Regions from separate parts of the Homo sapiens genome. Here all the other regions are linked to region 2. The links are chromatin loops, found by intact Hi-C in ENCODE. Cell type or tissue: endothelial cell of umbilical vein. All regions are shown on one strand. Region 1 has its middle 74 kb from the start of PTCD2. Region 2 has its middle 16 kb from the start of ZNF366. Region 3 overlaps PTCD2 (pentatricopeptide repeat domain 2). Region 4 has its middle 83 kb from the start of PTCD2.

Region 1 (5,000 bases), 130 kb before region 2:
GTGCACTTTTGGAGACATCTATTATCAGATTTCTTTCCATTTCCAAATGCACAAATGACCTCTCAAGACTTAGGGGGAATTCATATTTGTGAGGACTCGAGCCCATGCAAACCATAGCATTTAAGTTGGAGTTGTTTAATGAATCACAGCCTAATTTCCTCTGTTGCTCATGGCTATTTTGTTGTTGCTTAAAATGTTTGCCAAGAAAAGGGTTATATAACTTCTTACCTTAACATGGCAGAGCATATTTGGTAGGTGATGAGTAAACTGCCTAAGCTGTGCAGCACAGAGTCCAGTTATAACCTGTGTGGAACTGGCATTTGTGTAAATAGTCTGACAAGAAAGTTTAATTTCATTACAAGTACTTAAAGCCAAACAAGGGGATTCTGTCTGTTAGCTTCTGGTTTGGTTTCTTCAGCTACTCTGGCCTCTTTCCCAGGTGGATAATTCTTGTTACTAAAATAGTACAGCTCTAAGGCAGGCCACATGATGTTTGAACGGAGTTAGGGCAGATGGCAAACATTCTTGACCTTCTATCAGCATGAAACCAGAGTAGGTTAATGCCCTCTTAGTGGCAAGAAGACCAGTCTGGTAAAGTTTAAGAGTTAGCATTTCAAATGTATTTGTTTATTTGATATTAGAGTTTGAAGACATTGACTAACATTGTCAAAATTTGGTACACTGCTAAAGGAAATCAACATACACTTTTAAAAGTCTGTATGGAGTATAAGTTGCTCAGTTTTCATGCAGGGGTAAATAGCACCAGGTGATAATGTACTGTGTTTTGACCCTCTCCTCTGATGCTAGTTTGCCCAGAAATGAGTAAATGCCTAGCAAATTAAGGTGGGCTCATAGGTTCAAACGCCAATCAATAAAGCTAAAGATAAGCACTTAGCAATGTTGAATTAAGGAAATTGTCTAACTGAGATTAATTTCCACACCATAAAATTTGTCTGTTTCAAGTTTTCAATTGTATTATTTTTGCAGAATTATGCAACCATCACTACCACCCAGTTTTACAACTTTTTCATTGCCTCAAAGAATTGCCTCATGCCCATTTGCAGTGAATCTCTACTCCACCCTCAGCCCCAGGAAACCACTAATCTAATTTCTGTCTCTATAGATTTCATATAAATGAGATACAATATGTATTCATGTGTACATCTGGCTCCTTTCAGTTAGCATAAAGTTTGGCTTTTATGAATAATCATGCAATGAACATTTGCCTACAAGTCTTTGTATAGATACTTGATTTTATTTCTCTTGGATAGACACTTCAGAGTGGAATTACTGGTTTGTATGGTGAGTTTATGTTTATTTTTTTCAGAAACTACCAAACTATTTTCCAAAGTAGCTGTACCATTTTCCATCCCCATCAGCAATTTTCCAATTGCTTCATATTCTCTCCAACACTCTTTATTGTCCATCTTTTCTATTTTAGTCACCCTAGTGTATCGAGTAGTAACTCATTGTGGTTTTACTTTGCATTTCTCTAGTGAGCAATGACATCCAACATCTTTTCATATGCTTGTTAAACAATCCTATATCTTCTTGGTGAAATATTTGTTTAGTCCATTTTTAAATTGTGTTGTTTGTTTTCTTGTATATCGAGTTATAAGAGTTCTTTATATGTTCTAAATTCAGGTCCTTTGTTAGATACATGATTTGCAAGTACTTTCTTCTAGCCTGCGACTTGTCTTTTTGTTGACTTAGTGGGGTCTTTTGAAGTACAAAAGTTTTTGATTGTGATGAAGTCCAATTTATCAACATTCATATTTTATGGATTATGCTTTCGTTGTGACTGACTTTTTTTGTATAATGGTTCTACCATAAATGGGTGCATGGGAACATATATTCTTCTCTTTCTGTTTTGCTATATCCCTAAAGCAGCTCAAAAGTATTCTACTGAAGAAAAATAGTGATAAGGGAGTTTCATATAGGCACAGTCTCTAACATTGCTTTGAGATTGGAGAAAAATGACCTTGATTTGAATGAAGGGGAGAAAAAACCCCTAAAACGCAGCAAGAAAGTTATTCTGAGATAAATGTTGCATTAAACCTAACATTAAATTAATATTAACAGTTATTAGCAATCCAGACGAGCAGGAAGGGAAGAAGTGGTTAAAACTTAACGTTGTTATTGCTTGAGCTCGGGAGTTCAAGACCACCCTGGGCAACATAGTTGGACCCCGTCTCGAAGAACAGTTGGACCCATCTCAAAAAACAAACAACATAACATTATTGATTCTTTCTGGGGACAATAAGTGAAAAAACAGAGGACTTAATTGTTTAAGGAGGGGAGTTCTTAACTCCAGATGGTCCAAGGATGGAATGGCAGTGCTTTCTTCCCTGTTATTCACTCACCTCTTTTCTGGTGGCACAGGATGGGGCTGGTTAGTAGAGTGTAAAAGAGAGGAGAAAAAAGCCTAGCAATAGGTAAAGAAAATAGCGATGTAGATAAATTGGAGTCAGAAAACCCAGGCTTATATCCCAGCTATAGCCTCAACTAGTGAAATTCTGTCAGTACACTTGATCTCACAGTCATTGTTTCTTCCCCTTTAACATGCAGACAATAATTCCTCTTTATAGCAGAATCAGGTGGGGGTGAGGTTGGGGGAGTTGCTTGTGAATGTGCCCACTGCACTGTAGGAACCCAGAGGTCTCTACCACAAAGATGCAGAAAAGCTCTGGGCCAAAGCACCTCTAGGTGGGGCAAGAGTGTGCTAGCATGAGGTCCCAGAAGATTAGAGATTGCCACCATTCGTGGCAAAAGTCAACATTTCCTCTGAAAACCTAACCAGACATTAAGAGGAAGAATCCCAGGCTCATCAGTCATCTAACACGGAGAGTGGAATACAGGAAAAGCTCTCAGAGAGAAAGAAACTCTGTAGATTTCTGTTTTTATCTTAAGTTATTAATGGTGTGGGAGATCTTAAACAATAATTGAAAGATAAATGATACCAGAGAACAAATGAGAGCAGAAGAGTTTTGTTGAAATCTAAGCACTATCATTAAAACAAGAAAAAAGCATGAGGAATTTTTCTTATCAGGCAATTGAAGACATTGGTTGAGATAACCTCTGAGACTATTTCTTGTTTATGATTCTACCGCAAGGAAGAACTCTTCATAGAAGTAAGACTTTACGCGCCAGAAAGAGTTTTTCCAGAAGAAATTTTAAGGTGGTTGATAAGACGGAGTTGCCCAAAAAATTTCTTTAAGAGGGAAAGTATTTTGAATGAAGTAAGAAAATAAAATAAAGAATTCCTGCCTTAAGACACATACCAGTACTTAAAAATTCACATGTGGGCTGGGCATGGTGGCTCATGCCTGTAATCCCAGCACTTTGGGAGGCCAAGGCGGGTGGATCACCTGAGGTCAGGAGTTTGAGACCGGCCTGGCCAACATGGTGAAACCCCGTCTCTACTAAAAATACAAAAATTATCTGAGTGTGGTGGTGGGCCTGCAATCCCAGCTACTCAGGAGACTGAGACAGGAGAATCGCTTGAACCTGGGAGGCGGAGGTTCCAGCCTGGGCAACAAAGAGCAAACCTCTGTCTCAAAAACAAACAAACAAACAAACAAAAAACTCACATGTGAAAAATGCTGAGGACAAGTTTTAATTCTGCAGATAGAATCTCGTTTAAATAGGAATCCAGAAAAAGCTGATAATTTGGAATGTGACACTGGGGGTGGGTAGCTTTCAGATCGCAATGTTAGACATAGCAATTAAATTTGGAAAGACCTGGATATTTGCAAATAGATCTGGACCTGTACACCTGGGCTTGGAGAAATCCTGTTAACCACAAATATTACAATTAAATAGATTGTCATGGAAAAGAATATTTTCAGGGATTGGAAGTTTTCCCCTCATTCTCTGGGCTTGCAAATCTGGTTGTTAGCCCCCAGCTTAGACCCACCAAGCCAACTTATTTGTGGCATATAAAATGGCTGTGACTGAGTTCTAAAATATATGCTTCAATAGTTGAATACGATGTTGTATAAAAACTACTAAAGTAACTTCAACATTCACACTCGTGCTGGGTATTTTTCTGTTCTTCCTCTCCACTGGTGACTGCGCTGCTCTTGGCCCTGGGAGGCTTGTCCTGTATGGATTGCAACAATCAGGGCTTTTGCTCTCTGGCTTCCTGTGGGACCCTGATGAACACCACCACACCTTAGTGTTAGGCATTCGAAAAGAACCCTGATCACATTTATCAACCTCAGAAGAATAAGAATGGGAGTTTTGTTTGGGATGTGTGTGTGTGGTGTGTTTTTGTATGAAAGTGTATTTCTGTAAATAACATTTGTGCCTCCTCAAGGCCAAACTTAAGGGAAAGAAGGAAGGAGAAAATAGATAAATGAACCCTGATTCTAGGCAATGACACCCCTGTCAGAAAGCCCCTTGTGTTATGGATGCAGGGCTCTTTGCCTGCAGGTCTTTTTGTGTGTGAGATAGTAAGAGTTTTATTGTATATCTCTGTAATCCATACTAACTGCAAAAAGCCCACACAGTAGCAAGTTATACAGTATTTCTACAAAGTAAAAACTACTTATAATTCCATTAGCCAAAGCTGACACTTTACAGTATGTCCTTTGAGACTTTCTCTTTCCTCCACTTCTCCATGTATTTATTTGCGTGTGTATATTTGTGTGTTTAATTACTACAGCAACATGTGCTGATTTTGAAAAAACCCTGAATATATCAAATTGTATAGAGAAAAAAACTGAGTCAGATTTTTGTTTTGAATCAGAAGCTCCTAAAGAGGCATCAAAGTTACTTAAATATTTTTATTTCAAAATAACGTAAACTTTCTCCATACTCAGCCTTCAAAGCATGATGCTCACAGAATGTGGTTATACATTCACAGCTTGAAAACAAGTCAAGGGACACCAGCTTGGTACAATTCCCTGAAACTTCCCCAGCTTTAGTTTCCCACTAGCTCTGTTCCTCTCTTCTTTTCAACGAGTAATTATTTAGTGATAAAAAGCTTAATAATCATA
Region 2 (5,000 bases):
TTCTAGGAGGGTAAGAGTGGATGCTACATAGGCTCTTGAAGCCTGCAATTAAAACATACAGTGTCATTTCCACCACAAAGCAGGTCATAAGGCTATCCAGATATAAGAGAATGAAGATTAGACTGTATTTGTGCATATATAGATAGGAGGAATTTGTGGTCATTTCTTACAATCCAGCACATTAATATAAAAAATGCTATTATGCAACAATAATGGTAACAATCTTATTAAAATTTAACCCCCTTTGTGATCTATCACCATACTCACTGTGAGGCATCCAGATGAAGAAGAGTTGGATGCTTTTCTTCATGCTGTTTTATACCTAGGGAAAATGAGGAATTGAGATGTTAAGTAGATTTACCAAGATTGCAGAGGCAGTGATAGATAGAGCCAGGATATATAATGTTTAGTATATAAGTATGTATGATGGAGAAAAGCGAAAAACAAGAAGAGATTAAGAAATGCAGGAATAGGGTGGGGGAGTTTGCAATTTTAAATAGGATATATAGGAAAGTCTTCATTGAGAAGATGAGGATAGAGAAAAGACCTGAAAGAGGCCAGGGAAGGGGAATACACTTTCATTCAGTGGGATGAATAAGCACACTTGGTGGGATATGATATTATGTATGTATGTTATATATAGATCACTGAATCTTCCATTATATTTTTATGAGTTGGTAAAGCACACATTTATCATACTGAATATCAAACACCTGAAGTAGTCACGACTTAAAATTATATTATAAACAATTTCATATCATACCGGATTGGGTCTTTAAAGGGACTTGATAAATGCTACATAACAATTTTGGTTCTGTAGGATATGTTTTATATATATATATATATATATATATATATATATATATATATATATATATATGTATTCTTGGTATATATAAAGTGCTTTATAGTGACTAACAATTTCATAAACATAAAGTAGAAATAGAAAGCTATGAAAGATATTTTTCCTGCTGATAAATACATAAACTGAAACTTCTACTCACAATAATTGATGATTAGAAAATTTGGACCAATCCTCCCACTAAGGAAACATAAAGAACTGAATGAAATATAAAAAAAACTTCTTAAAAGAATCAAAGTATTAACAATATATTGAGGAATTACAAAAAGAAAATCAAGAAGAGGAGAACCTAGAGAGTAAAACCAACATCTGAATCTGATTTTGCTCTAAGAACATTTGCTAAGCCTAAAGAAATTCATTTTTGGTAAATTCCTGGGGCCAGGAGGCAAAAGGCAAGACCTGTAATCCACCAGAAGTCAGGATTTTAATAAATCATGACCATTTTAAATTGGGATCCCAAAGGATCCAGGTAAGGTAAATCATGAGTAAGCTAATCCCTGCAAAGAATTTTGATTTGGCTTTATGTCATTCGGGTGGTCCAGGAAACTGCAAGCCTTGAACTTGGTTTAAGATAGACCCAGACTGGTAGCACCTCAAGTGTCTGGCAGAGGCAGAGGAAAATCCTCTTTGGAAGAAGATGATGTTACGCTAGGCCTCAAATTATTGTGAAAATTAGTACAAATAATCTTTAAAACACAATGTCCAACACATTGTCAAAAACAACCAGTCATACATGGAAACAGAGTTCACTGAACAACACCAGCAGAAACAACAGACAACACAAATAGACCCATAATGACTGGAAATAATGTCTGTTGGAATTATTAGTCACAAACTATAAAATAACTCTGCTGTGTTTGAAGAAGAAAACAGACAGAATAAACTAAAGGCAATGTTTTAAGATATGATAGCCAAGAATATTAAGGACTAATAGAAGACATCAATCAATAGATTCAAGAAGCCTAATAGAGCTTACACAATATAAATTTAAAGAACAGCACTGCCAGAAACTTTATAGTGAAACCATAGGAAACCAAAGAAACTGAACTGTAAGCCCACCATATACTAAAAGCAGCCATAAAGAAAAGGACATATTATCTTTAAAGAAATAAAATTAAATCGACAGCTGACTTTTAAAAGTTAATAATTGAAGTCAGAAGACAGTAAAATAGTATTGTCAACATGTTCACAGAAAATAATTGCTCACTTAGATTTCTATTCCCAGGAGATATTCTATTTATTAATATATTGTTATATTATATATCCATTTATATTATATATGGTAAAGATAAATACTTTTTTCTAAAAAACTGAGAGTTTGGAAAATTTTAAAGGATTATTTAAGGGATAAGTAAAATGATCCAGATGGAAAATCTGAGATTCAGGAAGTGAAGACCAAAAAACAATAAAAATATATTATAGAATTTTAAAATTACATAGGATTTTAAATTGTGACAAGCGCCAATTAATTGGGATGTAGATAGATGGGATTGAAGTGTTCTAAGCTTTCTGAATTGTATAGGCCAATGATAGAGATTAACATTTATATTATATTTGGATAAGTTAGCAATGAAAGGTTAAAAATAAAATAATAAATAGAAAACAATAATAATTTTTAGGCCAGCCACTAAAAGAATAGTTATTGCAAATCTTCCAAAATAGTAAAGGGGAAGACTAATGATTAAAATATCTTAGTTGATCCCAAAGAAGTCAAGAGATGAGAAAAAGAATCATAGAAGAGGTAGAACATATCAATCATGAAATAAGATGCTAGATTAAAACCCAAATTTATCAGTGATTCCATTAAATGTAAATGAGCTAGCCTTACTATTCCTAATAAATATTTCCTAATAAATGTGCATTAAAGGGCTGTGGGGAATATTGGAGAATGCCCTGAGCTGAGGATAGGAGGCCTGAATTCTAGTCCTTCTTTAGTCATCAGCTAACCATGGAATTCTGAGCAGTTCTCTGGACTTCAGCTCACACAGGAAATTAGGACATTAGGTTGGATAATGGATGAACTTCATTTAGTCCTTTTAGACTTAGAGATTATTCTCATGACCTCTTTGCTTAGGTTCCAGGTCTTAAGACAGCCTCTTGTTGAAGGAAGGGACGCCCTCTGCTGAGATAAAACTGAATTCTCTTAAGCTTCATTTATCTCACTTGGCAAGATATCTTAAGTGACATATGGAAATGTTACACATTAGAGGTGGCAAAGGTGTGATAAATACTTTTTTAAAATGACTATTCATATTGATGCCAGAATCTCCAATATTGATTAACTTGGATTCGCAACTGAAAAATCTTATTCACTGGTCTCTAAAGACAGGTTTGCAGAACTTCCAAAGTTATTTATATTCATCCTCCCCCATAAGCAATCTAGATTGATCAACATTTAGTATACATAATGGCACTGGTACTCTCACTTGGTCCATATATAAGCTGGTCATGGGTCACAAACAGAACTTGAGTTATCCTGAAGGAAAAGTGGGAATTCACACCGTGAAGAGGTTGACTGTTATACTACCGTTCTTTCACTGGTGTTTAGTGTATTGTGACACAATACAGTTTGTATGTTGTCAACTAACAATTTTTTAAAAGACTCCTGCCCTCTAAATTACAAACTAAATAGAATTACAAGTTAAATAGAATAATAAGTTAAATCAAATAATAGTGCAATTAATAATAATGCAGTTAATAATTCTGCAAAGAATAAGAAAATGGCAAAGCAGACATTTTTCCTACTCCTTCAATCATATTACAAAGTAAAAATAATGATAATTGAATCAGATCCACAAAGAAGCCTACACAGAGGCCAAAGTGTATTGAACTCCACCAAGAAGTTTATTTGAAGTATAGATTTAACCCATCAATTAATGGAAACCCCAACTAATACCAGCTCATGAAGAAGAGCCATTGCAATTGGCAGAAAACTTTAACGTATGGTTTATTACATGTTTTCTATCTTTTGAAAAGTTCTTTTGGGTATGTTTCATAATAAACTAATATGATAGCTTATATGTATAATTTATAAACAAACACAGATACACATTTTGGGGATGTATGCTCAAATTTGAGGAAGGGGTACATAAAGAAATCTGGAGACTCCAGACTTAGTTTAAAAAGCAGAGCTCTTGGGTGGACCTTCAGAGTGACATGAATTGTAGGGCTACAGGGGAACTGAGAGGCCTCAGGTCATTGGACAGGAGCGGCTGGGCACTGTGATGTGCTGACTGTGAAGTCAGACAAAGACTCCAGGTTGTCTGTGCTCTATCATTATAGGACCTTGGGCAGATGACATATCCTCTCTGTGTTTTTAAAAATACAGCCCTTAGACAATCTGCATCAGCACTGAGGCATTGACTAAAAATTTAAATTACTACCCTGTGGTCTGATCGTCACTGACCCTCTTCTTGGGCCAGAAAAGGGTATTTCACATTACTGAGCATTTTCTTTGTGTCAAGCCCTTTCTCATATTATTATTTTGTTTGATACACATAACAAATATTCCCATTTGTGAAATATTCCCATTTTATAGATTAGGACAGTGAGCGTGGTGGACAGACCTTAGGGTGACTGCCGGTAATTCCTGCTGTCTGCTGTTCAAGCCCTTTGTAATCCACTCCCTGTATGTGTGGATGAATCTGTGACTTGCTTCTACTCAACAGAATATGGCAAAAGTGATAGGCGATCACTCCCTTGCTTAGATTAGATTATACAACAAAGATGTCGGGCTGTCACCCCATAATTATGTTGTGATAGAAGTTTTAGCAGACTGAAGAAGCAAGACTTTCCTGCTGGCCTTGAAGAAGCAAGTTGCCATCACATCAACTGCATATGTTGAGAGTCACAAAGCAGGGAATTGTGGGAAGTCTCTAGGAAACTTCCAGCCTCAGTCCTGTAACCACAAGGAACTAACTCTTGCTCAACATCCCCCTAGGGTTAGAAGAGGACTCTGAGCTCCAGGAAGGAAGGAGACCTGGTCAATTCTTTGCAGACAATCTTGTGAGGCCCCAAGCAGAGGATCCAGTTAAGCAATGTCTAGATTCCTGACTTGCAGGAATGGTGACATCATAAATCTGTGTTGTTTTGAGCTGGTAAATTTAAAATATTTATTACACAGCAGTAGAAAATGAGT
Region 3 (5,000 bases), 170 kb before region 2:
TTTTCATGTGGCAAAAAGTCTACAAGCAAAGTCAAGAGGTAAGTAATCAATTTTTAATCATACTGACAAAAGGCTAACTAGCCCTAATATTTCAAGAGCTCTTTTTGAGGCCAGGTGCGGTGGCTCATGCCTATAATCCCAGCACTTTGGGAGGCTGAGGCAGGCGGATCATGAGGTCAGGAGATCGAGACCATCCTGGCCAAAATGTAACCCCGTATCTACTAAAAATATAAAAATTAGCTGGGCGTGGTGGTGCATGCCTGTAGTCCCAGGTACTCAGGAGGCCGAGGCACGAGAATCGTTTGAACTAGGGAGTCGAGATTGCGCCACTGCGCTCCAGCCTGGCGACAGAATGAGACTCCATCTGAAAAAAAAAAAAAAAAAAAAAAAAAAGCTCTTTTTGAAAATTCTGAGAAAAGAACCAACAACCCTGAAGAAAAATGGGTAAGAGATGTGGACAGAATTTACTAAAAATGAATTGTGAATGGCCTTTAAACTTTCGAAAAGATTCTCTTGCCCATATCAAGAAAATGCTAAATAAAACTACCCTATGATATTTCTCTTGAATAGAAATCTGCAAGTTTGCCAGCCAACTTGGTTGGTGAGGCTCTGAGGAAATGGGCGCTATCATCTGAGGAAATGCTGCTACAGCGAATACAGATTGGTACACTACAAATACTTTCACCCTTTGACTCAATCCTCCCACTTCTTGGAGTATATTCTAAAAATATACTGGCAAATATAAAGAAGTTGTATGTACAAGGCTATTTGTTGCAATCCAATTTCTAATAACAGCAGACTGGAAAAAAGCCCAAATTTCCATCACTAGACAACTAGTTGTACAAATTAGGGTCTGTTCGTACAAAGGACAGGAAATGAGGAACAGCTACATCATATACTGCTATGGATTACCATTTATATGGATCACTTAAATATGTTTTTAAGTGACAAAAGTAAGATGCAAATGGGTATGTGTAGTATGCCTTAAGAAGGCGGGACCATATAGTTATTTTTATATATTTATGTTTTTGAAAAACACTACGATAAAAAAAACAAAACTTAAGTGGTTATGTTGATTTCTTTTTCAGATCTTTTTTTATAGAAATACTGCTGTTTTTGTATGTAAATTTTGTAACCTGCAGCTTTACTGACTTTATCAGTCCTAAAGGTTTTTTTGATTGAGTCTTTAGGAACCACAGTTAATTATTATGCATATTTCAAAAATGCCAAAGAAGTATATTTTAATGTTTCACCGCAGAAAAAGACACATTGGTAGATGATGGATAGTTTTGTTAGCTTGACTGAATCTTTCTACAGTATACACATAGATTGAAACATCACATTGAACTTTATAAATATACACAATTATTATTTGACAATTAAAGTAATTGACAAATTATTTTTTAAATTTAATTTTAAAAAATTAAGAAATAAAAGTTTTGAAAGTGAAAGTGAGGGACGGAAACATGAGTTCTCCGAATGTACCTTGTTTATGTATTTCATTTAGGAACCATGTAAATGCTTTGCAGAACTGTAAAGCAGAGTTAAATAAAAATGAAGAGAAAAAACAGTTCCTAAAAATTGAAAGTGAAATGAAACAAATGAACCCATGTGTCACATTGATGGCTTAAGTACACAAATTGGAATTCTTGTAGGTCATTTGAGATGTAGTAATTTGTGTATCTCTCATAGCATGTAACTTAAGGTGAAAAACAGAAGTGTAAAGAAATTGTACGTTATTGACAGTGATCATATTGTTAGTAATAATACTGATATTGTCATTTTGACCAACCAAGTGGCCTGTTGGTTGGTCCTCTCTTCCTCCCTCATTTCTCCTGCCTCTCTTTTATAGTTTGGTCCAGGCTGAAGGCTGAGACAGCAGGATTGGCACTAGAGGGCAGTGGCTGCTTCCTCCTCCTGCCACACTGTCGCCTTCCCAGCCCTGTTCCATTTCCTCACTTCCACCCAAAGGCTTCTTCCTTCTGATAAAAGGGAGCTTGTCAGGAAAATGACTAACTGGATATGGTTGATTTAACGCTTCTTTCTATTTGCAGTTTTAGCTCTGTGTAGGCTGTGATCCACCCAACCCTTTTGGAGTAAGTTTAGAAAAGTAGGGAAAGTAGAAGCATGAACAGATTTTAAAGTGCATAGTCACGTGTGTATGTGTACATGTGAAATCCAACTTCCATTTTCTCAGCAGCATTGTTGTTAACAACCATTCCTTAGACCTGAACCATCAATACATTGTCACCCATTTATATGGCTAAAGCACCCGAACAAACTTTATATTGAAAAATACTCATATAAGACTCTTGTACTTAGAAAATGAACCCTCTAGTTCAGTGTCTTCCCTCTGGTTACTGTGGGACCACTCAAGGAACAGCTTGATGAGAAATGGATTGATTCATATAACTCCAGTAGCTTTTGAGCTAGTTCTAAATATATATGTGTGAGATTGCAAGTGGAGTCCTATATTGTAAACGTCTGCATTTTACAAAGTGCATTTAATGCTTATGCCAGCAGTTATTTAAAAAGTGTTATGTAGGGAGATAAGACTATAAACTATCATAGGTGCTATTATACCACCACAGGACTATTGAAAATAATTGCTGATTTATTTCTGTAGTTATGTAACAGAACTGTTACAGTTTTTAGATCAAAATTACCTCCAGCTTGGCATGTTTGCTCTGCTGCTTTTAGAAGCCATATGCTGCACATTAAGTCATTTTCACCTTGAACATGAGGACTAAACAAGCTATTCTTTTTTAAGAACATTAAGAAGTGCTTAAGCTGCTTGTCTGCAGGCATGGTTGGGAGCCATTGTCTCAAAGGAAGATGTGCAGGTGCAAACAGTGTTATATATTTGGAAGAGGTGGAAGAGGGGCAAAGGATTTATTAGGAAGCTTGATCCCAATTAAATTCCATCAAGAAATGTGTTGAGATTGTACCCTTGATAAGGATTGAACTAAGTAAAATGCTGATTTTATTCAGAAAGCAGCTTCACATTCTCCATTCTAGTTCACCCATTTTGGGGGTTAAATACCATCATATACTTGTGACTCTACTACGTATGCCTCTAGCCCAGACCTCTCCTTCATGCCCCAGACTTGTATATCCAACAACGTTCTAGACATACCCATTTAGATGGTTCACAGCCGTCTCAATCAGGTCCAAACAGAGCTCTTGATTTTCCCTTCCAAATCTCGCCTCCCTGTCTTCTCTATCAGGAAATGATAGCACCCATCATCAAGCTATTAAAGCCCCAATTGAGAAGATAGCTTTGACACCTCCCTTTCCTTCACCCATTCAAAAATAAGTCCTTTCAGTGTAAACTCCAAAATATACCTCACATAAGTGTACTTCTCCTTCTTTTCTGTACCTTTCCCAATCTCAACTACCATTGTTTCTTATCTGGGCTATGGTGTGGGCCTCCAGAATAGTCTCCACATTTCTGTACACTCCAGTTCATTCTCTGCAACTTTTTGAACAGAAATGAGATCATTTCCCACTTTAGATGCTCTGATGGCTTTTTTAGAATAAATTTCAAAAAACTTATTGTGGAATATATATAAAGCCTATGTAATTTGGCCCTGCCTCCTCCTGCTCTAATCATTACATTGAACAAAGTTGATTCCACTGGTATATGACCTCCTTTACTTGGTGTGTTTCATTATATATGATGTGTTATTTGAACCCCCCTTTTTTTATATTAGGTATGATTTTCAAGTACTAATTTTGAATTTTGTGTGTAGCTTTTGGAATCCCTCATAGTAATACTGCTGTCTGTGTGCCCCAGTACCCTGGTTTTCACGATTTTAGGTGTATACCATACTTTTTTTTTTTTTTAAGACTCACTCTGTCGCCAAGGCTGGAGTACAGTGGCACGATCACAGCTCACTGCAGCCTCTGTCTCCTGGGCTTAAGTGATCCTCCCACTACACCAACTAATTTTTAAAAAAATTTTTTTACAGACAAAGTCTCACTGTGTTGCCTAGGCTGGCCTAGAAATCCTGTGCTCAAGCAGTCCTCCTGTCTCAGCGTCCAAAATTGCTTAGATTAAAGCATGGGCCACCTCGCCTGGCCTACCATACATTTTTGTTCATGTCCATTTCTTTTTCTTAGGGTTATAGTAAGAATAAGGAAGAAATCTTGCAGAGATGTAATGATGTGTTCTTGCTTTTTTCCAGCTGGCCAAAGTGAGGGAAAAAGTGAAGGATGTGCCTGCCCTTGTGGCCAAATTTGATGAGATCTATGGGACACTGCACATCACTGGCCAGGTCACCACTGATTCTTTGGATGCTGTGCTCTGCCACACCCCCAGGGACAGGAAATCTCACACGTTGCTATTAAACAAGAGGATGGTCAGCCGTCGCACCTTCCAGCCACTCAGCCAGTCCCTGTTGGCTGAGTAACCCTGGTTTCAGTCCACCTATGGATCTGAGGGGCCTGCTTCTAGTGAGTTATTACCTTTCCTAAGAAGCCAGGTATCGCACTTCAGCAGACAGTGTGCTGACACTTGGTCTTCTCCTGAAATTCCCAAATTCACTGAATGGTACCATGCCGATCTCTGAGAAGTTATGTTGCACCACTGTGAAGGTCTAGATGCAAGCTTGGCTCCCTCAGAAAGGCGCTTCCCTTTTGCATGGCTGAGGATCCTTGAAGGAACCTGGTCAGTCTCCGGTTCAGCTTCCGACACCAGAGTGGAACCCAGTAAGCACCATCAGGAATGAATTTCACTACAAGTGTGGATAACTCTGATTTTCAAAGGAGTAGTTACTTGCAAATTACATCCTTGCTGAATTCAGGAGGTATGAAACCCTATTTTACCATGTTAGAAAACAGCCCAGGATTTTCTCATTGCTCTGCCATCATATATGTCTATGACTTGAGCCCTTATTTTTCCATCTGCAAAACAATAATGCCTATGTGTCTTTGCATATAGATTTGAAATCTTCATTCAAGGTTTAGTAGGATCATATTTTCTCAAAAATAAGAGAAAT
Region 4 (5,000 bases), 120 kb before region 2:
GACTCAACTGGTCCTATGGCCCCCATCCAGAAGTGGACTCAGTGTGCAAGGACTGTTTTTCACACTCTTATGATTGCATCCCCAAACAATCAGCAGCACCAATTCCCCTTCCCACCAAATTATCCTTGTAAACCCTAGCCTCTGAATTTTTGGAGATACTGATTTGAGTAATAAAACTCCTGTCACCCAGTCAGCTAGCTCTGTGCGAATTAAACTCTTTCTCTATTGCAATTCCCCTGTCTTGACAAATTGGCTTTATCTGGGCAGCAGGCAAGGATAACCTGTTGGGCTGTTACAGGAAGTATCCCTTGTTTCCCCAGCATGGAGATATCTATGAATGGTATGCCCTAGGGTTGTACAGTGACCCCCTGACCAGAAGCTTATTGGATATTTATTGAATAAATGAATGAGTGAATAAATAAATCTATCACTCACATTTCTGAATTACACAGAAATTGTATTGTCTTCTGTATTTGTCTTCATCATCATGGTATGCATCAGATTTGCTTAATTCTAGAGTTTAATTTCAGAAATCTATAGTGCAGACCAGGCATGGTGGCTCATGCCTGTAGTCCCAGCACTTTGGGAGGCCAAGGCAGGCAAATTGCTTGAGTCCAAGAATTCAAGACCAGCCTGGGCAACATGGCAAGACCTCATCTCCACAAAAAATACAAAAAACTAGCCAGGCATGGTGGCATACACCTGTAGTCCCAGCTACTCAGGAGGCTGATGTGGGAGAATCATTTGAGCCTGGTAGGTGGAGGTTACCGTGAGCAAAGATCGTGTCACCACATCCCAGCCTTGGCAACACAGCAAGACCCTGTCTCAAAAATAAAAATTATTTTTTTAAAAAGAATTCTATAGTGCAAATTAGTACAGGTCTAGCATTAAGTAAAATTGGACTGACACCAATAAAGAAGGACCCTGAGTCATTTCTTGTCTTGGATTCCTTGATTGAGAATTTCAGTAGCTGATGTATCTCAGCTGGCTAAGAAGTAGCCCACCTTTAGGGAAATAGCTCAAGATGAGTGGTTTTGTTCATATGCAGGAGACAAGCTCTGCTTTAGATGTCAAATGACTGAACTACTTGGTATTCCTCCTGAAAACTTTCACCCTCAACTAGAGAAATTTATAATGTAAAGAAAATGTGTTCATTCTCTCACCAGGCTTATAAACTCTTGCTTTGCATCTTCAGCTAGAGTTGAGAAATTGATTCTAATGTTTCTTATTTGATCTCACCATGGTCTGTGAACACCACAAATTCAGCATGTCCACAATGCGAAAATGATCTATTTCACAGTTACTGCTTCCTTCAAGAGTTCATTACCACCCACTTCAATCCAGGCTCATGCTCACCTGCAAAAGGAGGGTGAAGAGGTGGTTTTGAGCCCTGAAGTATTTTGCAGTCTAGTATAGGCAAACCTATTCAAGCTCTTTGCCGACAGCACCAGATCTGACTCTGAGTTCAGGTGTCATTTTCCCAGTGGGGCTTATGATGAATTCTTGGGATGCCAACATCAAGAAAAATCATGCTTTGTCTCCAGCTGGAAGTAGAGGGGGTAAGCTTCATTTCTTTGATGAGAAAGTGGAATTTCCCTCCCAGAGCTCATGGGGAAATTTTTGGCTTACATGATTTTGCTACCACACCCGTTGGCCTGAGTGTCCTTAAGTATAAGAATCCTATTTCCAGTTGTTGAACTGTTTGTACCAAGTTATGGATTAATTTCTCCCTTGGCTAGTTTCAGTGCCCTTGTCCAAAGTTATGTTCCTCTCAAATATCTTTTACTTAAAATAAATAAGTACAAAAAAAAATTCTCCATGGAAGCCTGAGGGGCATTCCTTACACATGTGCTCACAGGGAGTTTCCAAGAAGCAAATAAGGTTTTAGGATGGGAAGGTCAGATAGAGAATCAAGTCAGTCTTGATTAAAAATGGCCACTTAAACCGTGAGCATGTGTCATAGGTAACTACATGGAATTGTGAATTTATAAGAGGAAGCCATGTGATGTCCACTAAATATTTTTTGTTAATTTCAACACCAGGTTTTGATTTCTGGAACAATATTTTGGATTAGGCATGAGCTGAAAAGAAGTAGCTTGCAAGTACATCATTTCCTTTTGCAGTATAAATAACCTAACGGGTAGTTTGTTGGCTGGTGGCCATCCCCACTTGTAAAGCTCCAAACTAATATTTGTTCTTTCCTGGGTTAAGATTTTTCCAGAGCCACATTTAGGAACAACTGCATCCTTCCCTTATTAAGGCTCAAGCTATAAAAGAAGGAATGGAAAAGGTGGAAGCTTGTCTGTCAGCAGGGTCACTAAATATTCCATTCCAGAAAGCCAACTGGCACTTGGTCAGCCATTCAGAGTTGAAAGGCCGCAAGACACCTGGATCAGGTGCATCCTTTTGTAAGTTAACTGTACAGGAGCCACAGAATCAGACCCTATCATATTAGAACTAACCAATCAGCCTCCCAGATTCCCATGCAACTCACCCGTTGGACATCAGGTGGCGCCAACTGTGGTCATCTAGGCAAAAATATCTCCCATTTTCCTGTCTCTGATGCCTAAAATACCACCATTAAAGATTTTTATCTTCATATTGAAGAGTTGAATTCACAAGCCAGAGGTCTGGGATCTAGCTCTGCTGTTGTGGAGAGTCACTTAACTTCTTTGAGTCTTAGTTTCTCATCTGTAAAATCTGATTAATAATGCCATCCTTTAGGTTGCTGTGAGGATTAAGTGAGATATTTGTTGGTTTCAAACTTTGGCGCATATGAAAATTATCTTGGATGTTTGTTAAAAATGTATATTCTCAAATTTCCTTCAGAAGATAAAGTATATTAATTTATTTTGTAAATGTAAAGAGTTGCATGTATATAAGTAATTGCTCATATCATCCTGGGAATTCCTGCATGGGTTAATACCTTGAGTGGTAACCAGCCCATTGTATATCAAGAAAGGGATTGGGGTTAAAGAAGCTGATGTTCATTGAATATCTAATGTGGTCTAGACCCATTACACACATTATTTAATTATATGAGGTAGGTGTTAGTATTCCCATTTTACAGATGAGGAAATTGAGGCTGCGACAAGTTAAGATTCTTGCTCAGCATCGCATGGCTAACAAATGATGGGGTCTATCTGTGAATCTGGCTTTACTTGCCTCCAACTTCAAGCTCTTTCCATTATACTAGAATTAATTCATTGATTAGATCCTTTCTAAGTAACCAAAAGTAAAACCCACACTTTTAGAAGAGGAAAGAGAAAGATGAGTAAAAAGTTCTCAAAGTGCGATTCCCAGGTCAGAAGCTTTAGCATTCCCTGGGAACTTGTTAGAAATGCAAATTCTTGGGCCCCACTCCAGACCTTCTAGATCAGAAAATCTGGAAGTGGGGCCCATAAATCTGGGTTTTAACAAGCCCTCCAGGTGACTCAATGCACACTCCCATCTGACATCTGTTGCTATAGACGTGAGGAAGAGTGTGAGTGTGAGTGTGTTGTGGAGGGGTCTGGAAAGGGTGGAGGCTCAGGGCAGCATGAGGCAGGAGGCACCATGAGAAGGAGGAAGGTGACTGAAGGCAGAGGATGGCAACCTCACAGCATCCACCTTCGCTCCCACTCTTGCTCTGTTGTTCTCAGTCCAATCTTACTGTGAGGCCCCAGACAGGATGGGGCCCACAAGCTCCATGCCAAGGAATGGCATGGTCCCAGTAAAGAGTCCTCTATACCATGAAGAATCTGCTAAACATTGGAACTACTCATTCATTAATTTCAGTGACTGAAGATTTACGGCAAGCTCAACAAGAAAAGTTTAATCAAATATCAGAATGATCTCATATTGAAGGGAGACAGAAAAATATTCACTAAAAAAGTTCCCCTTTTCTTTATATTTTTGCCTTACTGAGAGGTGAAGCCAGCTGGACTTCCTGGGTTAAGTGGGGACTTGGAGAACTTTTCCGTCTTACAAGGGGATTGTAAAATGCACCAATCAGCGCTCTGTAGCTAACAAGAGGTTTGTAAAATGCACCAATCAGCACTTTGTAAAAACACACCAATCAGTGCTCTGTAGCTAGCAAAAGGTTTGTAAAATGGACCAATCAGTGCTCTGTAAAATGGACCAATCAGCGCTCTGTAAAGTGGACCAATCAGCACTCTGTAAAATGGACCAATCAGCAGGATTCTAAAAGTAACCAATTGCAGGGAGGATTGAGAAAAGGACATTCTGATAGGACAGAAACAGGACATGGGAAGGGACAAATAAGGGAATAAAAGCTGGCCAAGCCAGCCAGCAGCAGCTACCCACTAGGGTCCTCTCCGATGGTGTGGATGCTTTGTTCTTTCACTCCTCACAATAAATCTTCCTGCTCCCCACTCTTCAGGTCCGTGCCATCTTTAAGAGCTGTAACACTCACCGGCAGGTCTGCAGCTCCATTCTTGAAGTCAGCGAGACCACTAACCCACCAGAAGGAACTGACTCTGGACACATTACCTCTCCTCCCCTGCCACCTATCCAGAAAATACTATCTAGCCATTATGGGAACTATCTTGCAGTCTTTCAAATTCAAGAATTCTCCCCTCAAAAGTTTATTGAGATTTAAAAAAATGTGAATGAATGTGGGCTTCAATAACCAAAGACAAAAAGCTTGAAAGAGTATTTAAAAATAAATATCCATTGTTTGAGCCCGGGAGGTTGAGACCAGCGTGGGCAGCACAGGGAGACCCCATCCCTAAAATAAATAAATAAATATCCTTCAGAATGAAATGACGGAACTGCAATTTTTGAACTAATTAAGTCATGAATGTAAATGTAATTAACCACAAGCATATAGGCATAGGCAAGAGACTAGGAAATTACTAAATGTGTCGGAAATGGATTCTTTCATTTAATTTTTTAACATTTAAAAACTGTAGTTTTTGACAAGCAATTATGTTCACATTGTTCAAAATTTTCAAAGGTTCAAAAAGGCACACATAGGAAGTCTTCTTCTTATCCCTAAC

The links. A loop is a pair of places that touch in the nucleus more often than their neighbours do. Peaks named below come from ENCODE experiments on the same cell type or tissue, not always from the same donor. Only the 100,000 strongest peaks of a DNase experiment are listed, where the experiment ranks them.
Region 1: a loop joins it to region 2, with 7 times the contacts of the local background. A loop is called at or near these places in 12 of 110 quality-filtered maps.
Region 3: a loop joins it to region 2, with 7 times the contacts of the local background. A loop is called at or near these places in 85 of 110 quality-filtered maps.
Region 4: a loop joins it to region 2, with 9 times the contacts of the local background. A loop is called at or near these places in 13 of 110 quality-filtered maps.

Annotation. Positions count from the first base shown.
Region 1 is chr5:72,392,185-72,397,184 of GRCh38, forward strand. No RefSeq gene overlaps it. Among named protein-coding and RNA genes, the nearest start is that of PTCD2, 74 kb to the left of the region's middle. RefSeq lists a silencer at 2,653-2,702. In endothelial cell of umbilical vein, a CTCF peak has its summit at 2,708; a DNase peak (open chromatin) is centred at 2,717.
Region 2 is chr5:72,521,200-72,526,199 of GRCh38, forward strand. No RefSeq gene overlaps it. Among named protein-coding and RNA genes, the nearest start is that of ZNF366, 16 kb to the left of the region's middle. RefSeq lists a silencer at 2,823-3,117. In endothelial cell of umbilical vein, a CTCF peak has its summit at 2,983; a DNase peak (open chromatin) is centred at 2,972; H3K27ac peaks cover 518 bases.
Region 3 is chr5:72,354,016-72,359,015 of GRCh38, forward strand. It overlaps PTCD2 (pentatricopeptide repeat domain 2), which reads left to right. Exons shown (of 10, transcript NM_024754.5): 10 at 4,188-5,000. The coding sequence ends at 4,412. Among named protein-coding and RNA genes, the nearest start is that of PTCD2, 36 kb to the left of the region's middle. In endothelial cell of umbilical vein, a CTCF peak has its summit at 1,893 (motif pointing right); a DNase peak (open chromatin) is centred at 1,936.
Region 4 is chr5:72,400,910-72,405,909 of GRCh38, forward strand. No RefSeq gene overlaps it. Among named protein-coding and RNA genes, the nearest start is that of PTCD2, 83 kb to the left of the region's middle. In endothelial cell of umbilical vein, a CTCF peak has its summit at 2,487 (motif pointing right); a DNase peak (open chromatin) is centred at 2,242.